Linked DNA regions of Homo sapiens: region 2 is linked to region 1. A link is an interaction called in ENCODE POLR2A ChIA-PET data of the cell type or tissue named here. Cell type or tissue: OCI-LY7. All regions are shown on one strand. Each heading gives the region's core, and the rest is flanking DNA. Links, peaks and the distances in the headings are about the cores only.

Evidence for each region. Peaks named below come from ENCODE experiments on the same cell type or tissue, not always from the same donor. Only the 100,000 strongest peaks of a DNase experiment are listed, where the experiment ranks them.
Region 2: POLR2A ChIA-PET joins it to region 1 with 5 read pairs; 5 of 35 experiments call an interaction of 5 or more read pairs at or near these places.

What each region holds. Positions count from the first base shown.
Region 1 is chr11:82,957,452-82,962,838 of GRCh38, reverse strand. It overlaps the pseudogene RPL7AP54. Among named protein-coding and RNA genes, the nearest start is that of DDIAS, 58 kb to the right of the region's middle. RefSeq lists an enhancer at 1,961-2,120. In OCI-LY7, for the core only: no CTCF peak of the experiment used is centred there; DNase peaks (open chromatin) are centred at 1,908, 2,228 and 2,678; H3K4me3 peaks cover 1,469 bases; H3K27ac peaks cover 3,578 bases.
Region 2 is chr11:83,042,633-83,048,019 of GRCh38, reverse strand. All of the region lies in intron 1 of RAB30 (RAB30, member RAS oncogene family), which reads left to right. Among named protein-coding and RNA genes, the nearest start is that of SNORA70E, 3.7 kb to the right of the region's middle. RefSeq lists an enhancer at 2,202-2,756. In OCI-LY7, for the core only: no CTCF peak of the experiment used is centred there; a DNase peak (open chromatin) is centred at 2,899; H3K4me3 peaks cover 716 bases.

The DNA.
Region 1 (5,387 bases), core at 241-5,240:
TGCACAGCAAAGGAAACTATCAACAGTGCACAGACAACCTACTGAGTGGGAGAAAATTTTTGCAAACTATGTATCCGACAAAGGCCTAATATTCAGCATCTATGAGGAACTTAAGCAAATTCACAAGAAAAAGACAACCCCATGAAAAAGTGGGCAAAGGACATGACCAGACATATTCCAAAAGAAGACATACATGTGGCCAACGATCATATGAAAAAAGCTCATCACCACTGATCATTAGAGAAATGCAAATCAAAACCACAATGAGATACCATCTTACACCAGTCAGAATGGCAATTAAAAAGTCAAAAAATAACAGATGCTGGTGAGGGTGCAGAGAAAAGGAACACTTATACACTGTTGGGAGTGTAAATTAGTTCAATGATTGTGGAAAATAGTGTGGCAAGTCCTCAAATATCTGAAGACAGAAATACTATTCAACTCAGCAATCCCATTAGTGGGTATACACCCAAAGGAATATAAATCATTCTATTATGAAGACACAGGCATATGTTCATTGCAACACTATTCACAATACCAAAGACATGGAATCAACCTAAATGCCCATCAATGATAGACTGCATAAAGAAAATGTGGTATATGTATACCAAGGAATACTATGCAGCCATAAAAAAGAATGAGCTCAACTAGCTGGGCATGGTGGTATGTGCCTGTAGTTTCAGCTATTTGGGAGGCTGAGGTGGGAGGATGACTTGAATCCAGGAGACAGAGGTTGCAGTGAGCTGAGATTGCACCACTATACTCCATCCTGGGTGACAGAGCCAGACCCTGTCTTAAAATAAAAAAGAATGAGATTGTGTCATGTCCTTTGCAGGAACATGGATGGAGCTGGAGGCCATTATCCTTAACAAACTAATGCAGGAACAGAAAACCAAATATGGCATGTTCCCACTTATAAGTGGGAGCTAAGTGATAAGAACACATGGACACACAGAGGGGAACAACACACACTGTGGCCTATTGGGGGGTGGAAGGTGGGAGGAGGGAGAGGATCAGGAAAAATAACTAATGGGTACTATGCTTAATACCTGGGTGACAAAATAATCTGTACAAAAACCCCCCATGACACAAGTTTACCTATGTAAAGAACCTGCACAAGTACCCCTGAACTTAAAATAAAAGTTAAATAAATTAAAAAAACAAAAAATACAGGGTAAATGCCATAGTGTCTGGTACATAATAGGCATACAGTAAATGATGAGTAATATTACATGTATAAAATAAAACGTTAATTATCTAGCAGGCCATTGAGAGATGGTGTCTAGTTAATTAGGCTGAATGGCTACTCAGTTACAGGTTTAATATTAGAGTCACCATATCCACTTGCCTGTGTTATATAAGAAAGAAATACTCCAAGATAAAGGAAGAGTTGTAAGATATTGTCAATGGCATTTATCGACCCTAATTAACTTAATCACGTCCATTCAGCTTGTTCAAGTTTATATTTGTTCAAATGCTTTCAATCAATCTGTCTTCATCTGTTACCGGCCAAACTGAAAGCCCTGAGACAAGTAATCTCTTTAAGCCCTGCTGAAATATAGCTATTTTGCCAAACATACAATACCCTAAGCTTGGATCTTGAAAAAGGTGATAAATACTTCTCCAGCAACTGCTGGTTTTGGGGCCTCTGTTTAGACATCTTGCATAATATTTTTTTCATGATTCTTTTGGTTGGTTGATTTTGCAATTATTGAAGTCGTAATCAATAACAAGTATATACAGCACCTGGATCTGATTACAGGCACTGTTGTATCCATTAACCCAGCTCTGAGCCCTTGCAGTTACTTTCACCAAATGAAAGGCTGCTGGGCACCCCTGTGTTTTACAATGTCATGTTATTATTTCCCACTCAAGGCAGGCAAGGGGTGGACAAACAGCTTGTCTTGGCACAGCTGGTGCCTCTAGTTAGCAGAAAATGCTTCAGACTGTGAAGGAGCTGTACGGAAGGGCCAAGTGGTCATGCACTTTGGCTTGGCACATAAAGGGATCTTATTAGAGGAAAGGTGTGATTTTTTTTTTTTACAGGTGAATTTATGTTTCTCCCTTGGAGGCAACTTTCTCTAATCACATCACAAATTAGGCTGAAAAACAAGTGATAGATCAGAGAAAACCACTGCAGGATACCTAACCTATGCTTGACCTTAAGTTATTCAAGTAGTGGCAGACATTGATCAACAGGAAGGAAGGTGTTTCACCGAGAAATGTCTAGCTTGAGAGATGAGGGTTCATGCAGCATTCTCCTTTAGCCTCATGAGTGGCAGTGCAGAGTACTGGAAAAATTAGAGCTCTGGTTCTGCCACTTATTAGTGACATGGTCTTAGCCTTGAGAAAGTTACTCGACCTCTGTAAACTCAGTTTACAAAGTTTACAAAAATATTTTCCTCAATCCTCATAGGTTACTTATAAGGAATAAATGAGCAAGTATGTAAAATATCTAAGAGATGGCTCAGAGGGAGAGGCTCCACATATTAGAGTCTTTTGCTTCCCTCTGTATAATGCACATATTCCTTTTTTTCAAAAAATTGATCTTTAAACATCTTTAATATGAACTAAAACATGAATACGGAAAAAGTGTATTATGTAATGGAACTATTATAAACACCCTTGTATTTGTGTCAGGAAATAGAACTTTGCCAGCCACCCCAGAATCTCTTCTTTCCACCTCAAAGTAACCGCTATTTTCACTTTCGTAGTCATCAAGGAAGTGATGCACCCAAATGTGTATCTCAAGGCACTTAAGTTTAATCTTGCCCATTCAAAAAAAAAAAACAACTAATATACATTTTAAATAATTTTAGTATATATCTCTTTCTCTCCCTTACAGTAATCTGTGGAAGAATGTGAACTGTTTGACCTGCAGTTTCTCACAGTCTGGATTTTGCTGATTTTATATTTATGGTGGAGGTCTGCATGTTCTGTCAGTTGTATATTTTTCATATTGACAGCTGGATGCAGAGGGAGTATACTCATGTTTAATCCCTTTGGGAAGATTATAGGAAGTGGTATCTTCTTCCATCAGAAAGCAGATATCTTCTTGTCTCTCTTTGGAATGTTAGCAACCATCGACGCTCATTGAGTGCATCCATTATTTGTTGGGGGTTACAAAATGGTAATATTCCATTTCTACCATTTAATAAATGCATTAATTAAAATATTTTTATAAAGAGAGCTTCCCTTCACCTATTTGGTTATCCAATGGTACAATTCATGAGAGAAAAGCAAGATAAATTTTTAATTTTTTTCCCTTTTTACCAGTTATCAACATAATAAATTGGTTCTCTATCATTATCTGAAGGTGATTAGTGTTTTTTTAATTGTTCAAAACCGTGAAAAATATTAAATGTCAGGTTTTTGTTTTGCCTTGTTTTTTTTAAGAGATGAGGTCTTATTTTGTCACCCAGGCAGAAGTGCAGTGGCATGATCATAGCTCACTGCCATATCGAACTCTTGGGCTCAAGGGATCCTCCTGCCTCAGCCTCTCAAGTAGCTGAGATTAAAGACTTGTGCAATTGTGCCTGGCTAACATTTTCATTTTCATTTTTTGTAGAGATGGGGTCTTGCCATCTTGTCCAGGCCAGTCTTGAACTCCTGGGCTCAGTTTTTTTTTTTCTTTTTTTTTGGAGACAGGGTCTTGCTATGTGCCCAAGCCTCCAAACTCCTGAGCTCAAGTGATCCTCTTGCCTCAGCCTCCCAGGTAGCTGGGATTATGGGTGCATTCCACCACATTTGGCTTTGAAGGTGACTAGTTTTTAAAATATTATAAACTTATGAAATATACTTATGTATTTATAAAAATACTATATACACTATCTCTAATTTTTAAATCATTTTTTATATTCTTCCAGTAATATTCTATGCATACTAAATTATTTGTGTATCTTGACAGATATTTGTTTTACTATTTTGCTATTGCAAACAATGCTTTATGGAATATTTTTCTTTTATACTTTCTCATATATGAGTGTATTTGTGAGATAAATTCCTGGAAGTGGGATTGCTGCTTTTAAAAGAGCACATCAATTTAAAATTTTCATAAATAATGCCAATTTATTTTCCACATAATTAATACCAATTACATTCTCATTGTCTTAATCCATTTTGGGCTGCCGTAACAAAAAAAATCTGAGACTAGGTAATTTATATCTATGATAAATAAAATAAAATACATTTCTCATACTTCTGGAGGCTGGTAAGTCCAAGATCAAGGTGCTCACATCTGGTTTCTGGTGAGGGCCTTTTTGCTGCATCCTCACATGATGAAAGGACAAGTTGGAAAGCTAGCTAAATGCTACGTGAAGCCTCTTTTATATGTGCCTTAATTCTATTGATGAGGGAGGAACCCCATGGCCTAATCACCTCCTACAGATCCCACCTCTTAATACTATCACATTGGCAACACCTGAATTTTGGAGGAAACACATTCAAATCATAGCACCAATTGACACTGTATCAGTAGTAAGGCATTCTTTCAAAAAAATACTTTCAATTGGGTGGGGATGTAGGGCATAAGAGGTCAGAAAAGAAAGCTTGAATTCTTTTTGGCTGAAGGAGAATTTTTTATTATCTTTCTGTACAGAAAACTCAACAGTGTGCATTTAACTAAGCTTAGTGGCATGTTTTTTAGCCTTTGTCTTTTCTGGCTTGGCATTGTAAGCCACAGATTTTGGACCCAGGATGTTGCCTCCCCATTGATGGTGGATCTCATTATATCTGTCATTGTAATTGATCCTGAAGCTCCCAAAGTTTAGCTAAAGCTCCTTGTTTTTTCCATTTAACCTGTGTGAAGGTGACAATGATGCAGGTCCTCCTGTGGACTAAACTTCCCGGCCTTGCCTTCTCTTTGATAACACAGTAAGGGACCCCCATTTTACAACACAGGGCTGGCAGGAAGACAACCAGCTTGATGGGATCCATATCTTGTGCAGTCAGCACCAGCTGAGACTTCTTGTTCACCATTGAGTTGGTGACAGTATTAACCCCTGCTTGAAGGACAGGTGAACTCTTAGTGGGGATGTCTCCATTGCTGGCAGCATTCCTGTCAGCATGGGCCAACAATTCCTGCTTCTTCTCTTGCTTTGTCACTGGTCTGTACTCGTGGGCCAGCTTAAGAAGCTGAGCAGCTGTTAGGAGGTCCAAGGCCTGGGTAAACTGGTTAATCACAAGAGGCACTTCCAGTGACCTACAGAGGATAGTTCTTTGCTGCTGCAACCTAATATAATGAGGCCATTTGACAAAGTGAGTGAGATCCCTTTGGGGTGGATGTCCTGTCCAGTGCTAAAATTCTTAGGCCTTTTCTCAAACAGGGGAGATTCACCACTTTCTTGGCTTCTTGCTTCTTCATGACAGCAGGGGCCCCAGCCATCTTC
Region 2 (5,387 bases), core at 317-5,316, 85 kb before region 1:
CTCTTATCTCCCAAAGTGTTGGGATTACAGGTATGAGCCAGCATGCCCAGCCCCAAGTTGCTTCTTTAGAGGAAAGGAGAAAAGGCAGAATCTCTAGATCAACTTTGTGATTTATACGTAACAGTATGACAATGAAGTGTGTGGTTGGAGTGTATTGTACTTGTAAATGGAGATGCTCTACTGAGGGATGGTGGAAAAGCACTCTCAGCCCTTTTCAGAACTCATTGTTAGCAATCAAAAAGAGGAAGACTGAAAGAAAAAAAAAATCCTTTGAATCAGCAAGAGGTTTATACATAGCAGTGATTTATGGGTGAACAGAGGAGGAACATTAAAAGAATAATTGCTGGCTGTTTATTTTGGGAAAGTATGTGTGGTCAAGAGTCGAGGCAGGGAGCTTTATTTTTTCTTTTACCTTGCTCTATCTTCTATTATTGTTAATAGGATCATATACTCAAGACTTTCCTTGGCTTGTTGCCCTGACATAAATATTTGAATTCCTTGTTTTGGTATCGTGTATTTTTAACAACAATAGAGGGAAAAAGAAATAATGTTGTGAGCTAAATTATTCTATATGCCTTATTGTGGATGGAATTTATTCTCTTGGGTCCATGGCTATTAAGATGATCAGTTTAGATGATCTGTGTTTCTGATAGCTCTTTCTAGATAGCTTTATAATTTGCCCAAGGGGTTTGTTCAGGGGATGGCTACATGTATTTTTTTATTTGGTGGAACAAGGTGAGTTTTAATCCTGGTTATCTGAGCTCCAGGCCTTTCCAGGTGCCACCGTCATCCAAAAGGCCAATAAGAGTAGATTGTTCCTCTCATTGTGGCGTCCACCCTGGGGGCATTTATTAGGCAGTCACTGGATACACATTGACCCAACTTGCCCCCTTGGTAGAGGATTTAGTTCTTAGGGTTGCTGCTGCAGAATTCATTTATGCAGTTAGCAAATTGTAGTTGAGTTCCTGTTGTGCCTTTGGTATTGTTTCAGACTTGGTACTGCTCTGCGTGAAGAGCCGGAATCACACAATTCAAGGAAACCCAGCAGAATTAGAATGTTAAAATGTCAGGGTTTAAAGGGACTTTAGAGATAATCTAATCCAGAGGCAGCAAGCTGTTTCTATTAAAAGGTCCAGAAAGTAAATATATTAGGCTTTGGGGGCCACATATGATCTCTGATGCATATTGTTCTTTGTTTTTGCAATCATTAAAAAATGTAAAAATTGTCTGGGTGCTGTGACTCACAGCTGTAATCCCAGCACTTTGGCAGGCCAAGTGGGGAGGTTCACTTGACGCCAGGAGTTCGAGACCAGCTTGGGCAACAAAGTGAGACCCCTGTCTCTACAAAATAAAAATAAATTAGCTGGGTATGGTGGTACACACCTGTAGTTGTAGCTACTCAGGAGACTAAGGTGGGGAGATGGCTTGAACCCAGGAGTTCAGGGATGCAGTGAGCTATGATCACGCCACTGCACTGAAGCCTGGGCAATAGAGTGAGACCCTGTCTCTTAAAAAAAAAAAAGTAAAAATTATTCTAAGCTGGGGGTAGAGATATAGGCTGGATTTGGCCTATGAGCCATAGTTTGCCAACCCCTGATCTAATAGATTCCCTTCATTTTACCAATGAGGAAACTGAAGGCCAAAGGGTGGAATACCTCTCCAGCCCTTTTTCTAAGTGGTGACACTTAGAAAAGGATCCCTAGAGGTCAGGCCTACACCTCAGAGTGTCCACTCACCTTGCATATGTATAGCTTTGGTCCCGAGGGAAGTATGAATCTTAATTTTAAGACACTGGGTGCCTATCACTTTCCAGGACGGTGTTTGGGATTAAGGATGCACAATTTGGTACAACAAAGCCTTAGCTCTCAGTCAGCTTAGTATATCCCATATATGCCTGGGTAAGTAATGAGGTTAAAGGAAGTAAAATGAAAGATTCAGACAACTACTGAAGAAAGGTGATTTATTTGGCAGTTGCTTTGTTTCACCAGTTTATCTGAGCAGTGTCATTGAGACATATATGAAACCATGTAAGATCAATCATAGAGCCTTTTAATATTCCAGAGCTTGAAGAGATTTTAGGATCACTTAGCTATAACCTCTCATTTAACAAATGAAGAGCATGAAACCCAGAGATTTTAAATTACTTACTCTGGGTCACACAGCTAATTATTAGAATCTCAGGGTGGATTTTAGATACCTAGTGTAACCACTCAGATAATAACAAAGATTAATAATTATAGCCAACATTTACCTAAAGTTACTATAATATGTATAGTCATATACGTAATCTCAGTTCTGACAGTAACTCAATGTAATAGGTTTACCATACCCATTTTACAGCTGAGGAGACAAAACTTGTACAGGTTAAGTCAATTTTGTCCAAAGCCACCAAGCCAATAAGTGGTAGAGTCAGGATCTAGGCTCAAGTGCTTAACCGTGGCAAGGCTGTTTATTGCAGTTTGACTAAGTGCTTGGATTGTGCTTCTCCATTCATTTGCGACCTCCTGGTGGGCAGTGGGTATGCCCTTTTAATCTGTGTTTTCCTACTCTGGGCTTGGCATATACAATTTGTTCAATAAATGTTTACAGAGCTGGGTGTGGTAGCTCATGCCTGTAATGCTAGCACTTTGGGAGGTCAAGGCAGGAGGGTCGTTTTAGCTCAGGAGTTCGAGACCAGCTTGGGCAAGATGGCAAGATCTTATCTCTAGGAAAAAAAATATATATATGGGCACAGTTGTGGATGCCTGTAGTTTCAGTTGCTTGGGAGGCTGGGTGACAAAGGGAGACCTCGTCTCTATAAAAAAAAATGTTTACAGAATAAATGAATAAATGAGTAATCCACCCTTCTTTAAACAGTTGACACTTCCGGTGATGAGTCAATGGGAGTTCAGTGTCTGTGTTAGACCATGTCTAGGTCTGCTGACGGCTAGTCCTTTCATGAGATAGGCTAATGTGCAGATTTCGGCTAGGAAAGCCTATTGCCCTGCAGTTGTTTTTACAGTGCCCCTGAACATTTTTGAGAATTAATGTATACAGTAAAATTCTCTTTGAACATCAAAGATTCCTTGAAGACCTGATAGCCTGCTTGGTTTCTCTGAATCTGATGAAGTTTGTAGAGATAACTGGAAGATTCTCTCTGTATGTGGTACCTGCCTTTTGCACAGCCATTTTAATTTAAAGCTATAGTTTCAAACTATATTCTGAAGCATCCTGGGGTTTGTGGGCTAAAAAATCAAGGAATTCTGTAAGAAAAATGAGGGGTGGATTTGGCTTTGAGCCCAATGATGCCTAAAACAAATTCTTTGCTGCATTTATTTTTCAGTTCTGATGAACGAGAACAACCAACTCATTAAATGTAGAGTACCTGGCAATATTTTCTTCTCTTTCTTATATAAGTTGAATGTTTTTCTCATCTGACAATGGTAATACATGGGATTGCTCTGGACTTTTTCGAAGTTCAAAGATCTTTGAACAGACTTGTAGTGATATTTCTAAAAAAAAAATCTTCCTACCTGGATTACTGTTTTTTATATAGAGAATGGGCTTTGTTTGCCATTCACTCTAAGTGGAATTTTTCTATATGGCATAATAAAGCTGAAGTCCTTAGATTTTAGTTCAGAAAGCCATATCCTTTGAACCTAGGCCTCTGGGTTTGTTCACATAAGTCAATATACAGCGTTAATAATTGCTGCATATCCCTTGAGGGAAAATCCAAATTAAATAAAGAAGGCTTTCATTAGGTTGTGAATAAACAGATTTTGGTTATATTGGTAAGATTCTTTAGGGATTTTCAGGGGGTAGAGATGAATACAAGATACCCTTCTCATTTGCAGGTGTTTGAGAAATCTCTTAAAATAGAGAAACACAGGAATATTTGTTTTCCAACAAAAAATAATTCAAAGACCTGCCCACGTTTCTTGCCAAAGCTTTGTTCTTTTCAAGTCCCATCCAACCCTACACAAATTTTTCTTCTGATTATATTAGGAAGAAAACCTTAATGGCTGCTTGCTGTTAACATCTACCTTTAAACATTTCTTAACTATTAATGAGTCTTTCATTTAACTATATCATAATATAACCCTGGTTTACTGCACTTTATATCTACTTCCCTCCCCACTCAGCAGTAGTAGTGTTTCCTCCAGTAAAAAGGGTCAGGGGGTGGGAGATGGAAAGGATCTGTTCACTGCACGGTAACTTGCTGTGTTATGGGGTAAATAGAGGTGTGTGGTTTTTTTTCTATCTAATTTTTTATTTTGAAAAATTTAAAACAAACATATTAATACAAAGGACAACCAAAAAACCCTTTACTTAGGTTTACCAATTGCTAACATTTTGCCACATGTGATTTATCTTTCTTTATAAATGCATATTTACACTAGGGGGTAGGGCAGACATCATGATCCTTTATCTCTAAATATATCAGTATTCTCCTAAGTGTAAGGGGGATATTCTTCTTCACAATACCATTATCATGCCTTAGAAATTTAATATTGATTCCATTATGTCATCTAATAGAGTCCACATTTAAATTTTGCCTTTGATCAGCTAGCTGATAAACAAATCATGTCAAAACTTAGTGGCTTAAAACCACCACAGTTTATTAGTGCTCATAATTCCACGGGCCAGTTGGGTGGTTCTTCTAATGTGGATTAGGCTCAGCTGATCAACTGGGCTCCTTTATACCTCTGGAGTCAGCTGCTGGACTGACTAGGAGCTGGCTGGTCTAAGTCGGCCTCAGTTTGGATGGCTTTTCTTTGCTCTAGAGGGGTCTAGAACAGGCTAGAACAGGCTTGTTTCCATGGCTTATGGGAAGGTTCTAAGAGAGTGGAAGAGTGCAAAGCCTTTTAAGGCCTAGGCTTGGAATTGGCACAGCATCACTTCTGCAATCTTTTGGTCAAAGCAAGTCACATGCTCCTCTTGATGGGAATAACTGCAAAGTCATATTGCTCAAGGGCATGGATACAGGGGCATGAACAATCACAGCCATTTTTGCAATCTATCATACCCATATTGTCCAAATACCGTTAATAATAATGTTAATGTTGTAATGTTAATCATTATAACTGTTGGTTCGTTTTTAATCCAGGATCCAAACAAGATTACACATTAAATGTAGTTGTTTTACCTCTTTAGTCTCTAAATCTATAGGAGTCTCCCTGCTTATTTGTGTTTTATGATATTTTTAAGATTCCAGATCTGTTTTCTTAACAATATCTCACAATCTGAATTTGTATAATTATTTCTACATGATTATATACAGGTTAAATATTTTGGGCAAGAATTCTAAAGCTGAGGTTGTATATTTCCCATATCATCACAAAAGGAGGCACATAATTTTAGTTTGTCCAGATCATTAGTGATGCTAAGTGGAATCACTGCCTAAAGTG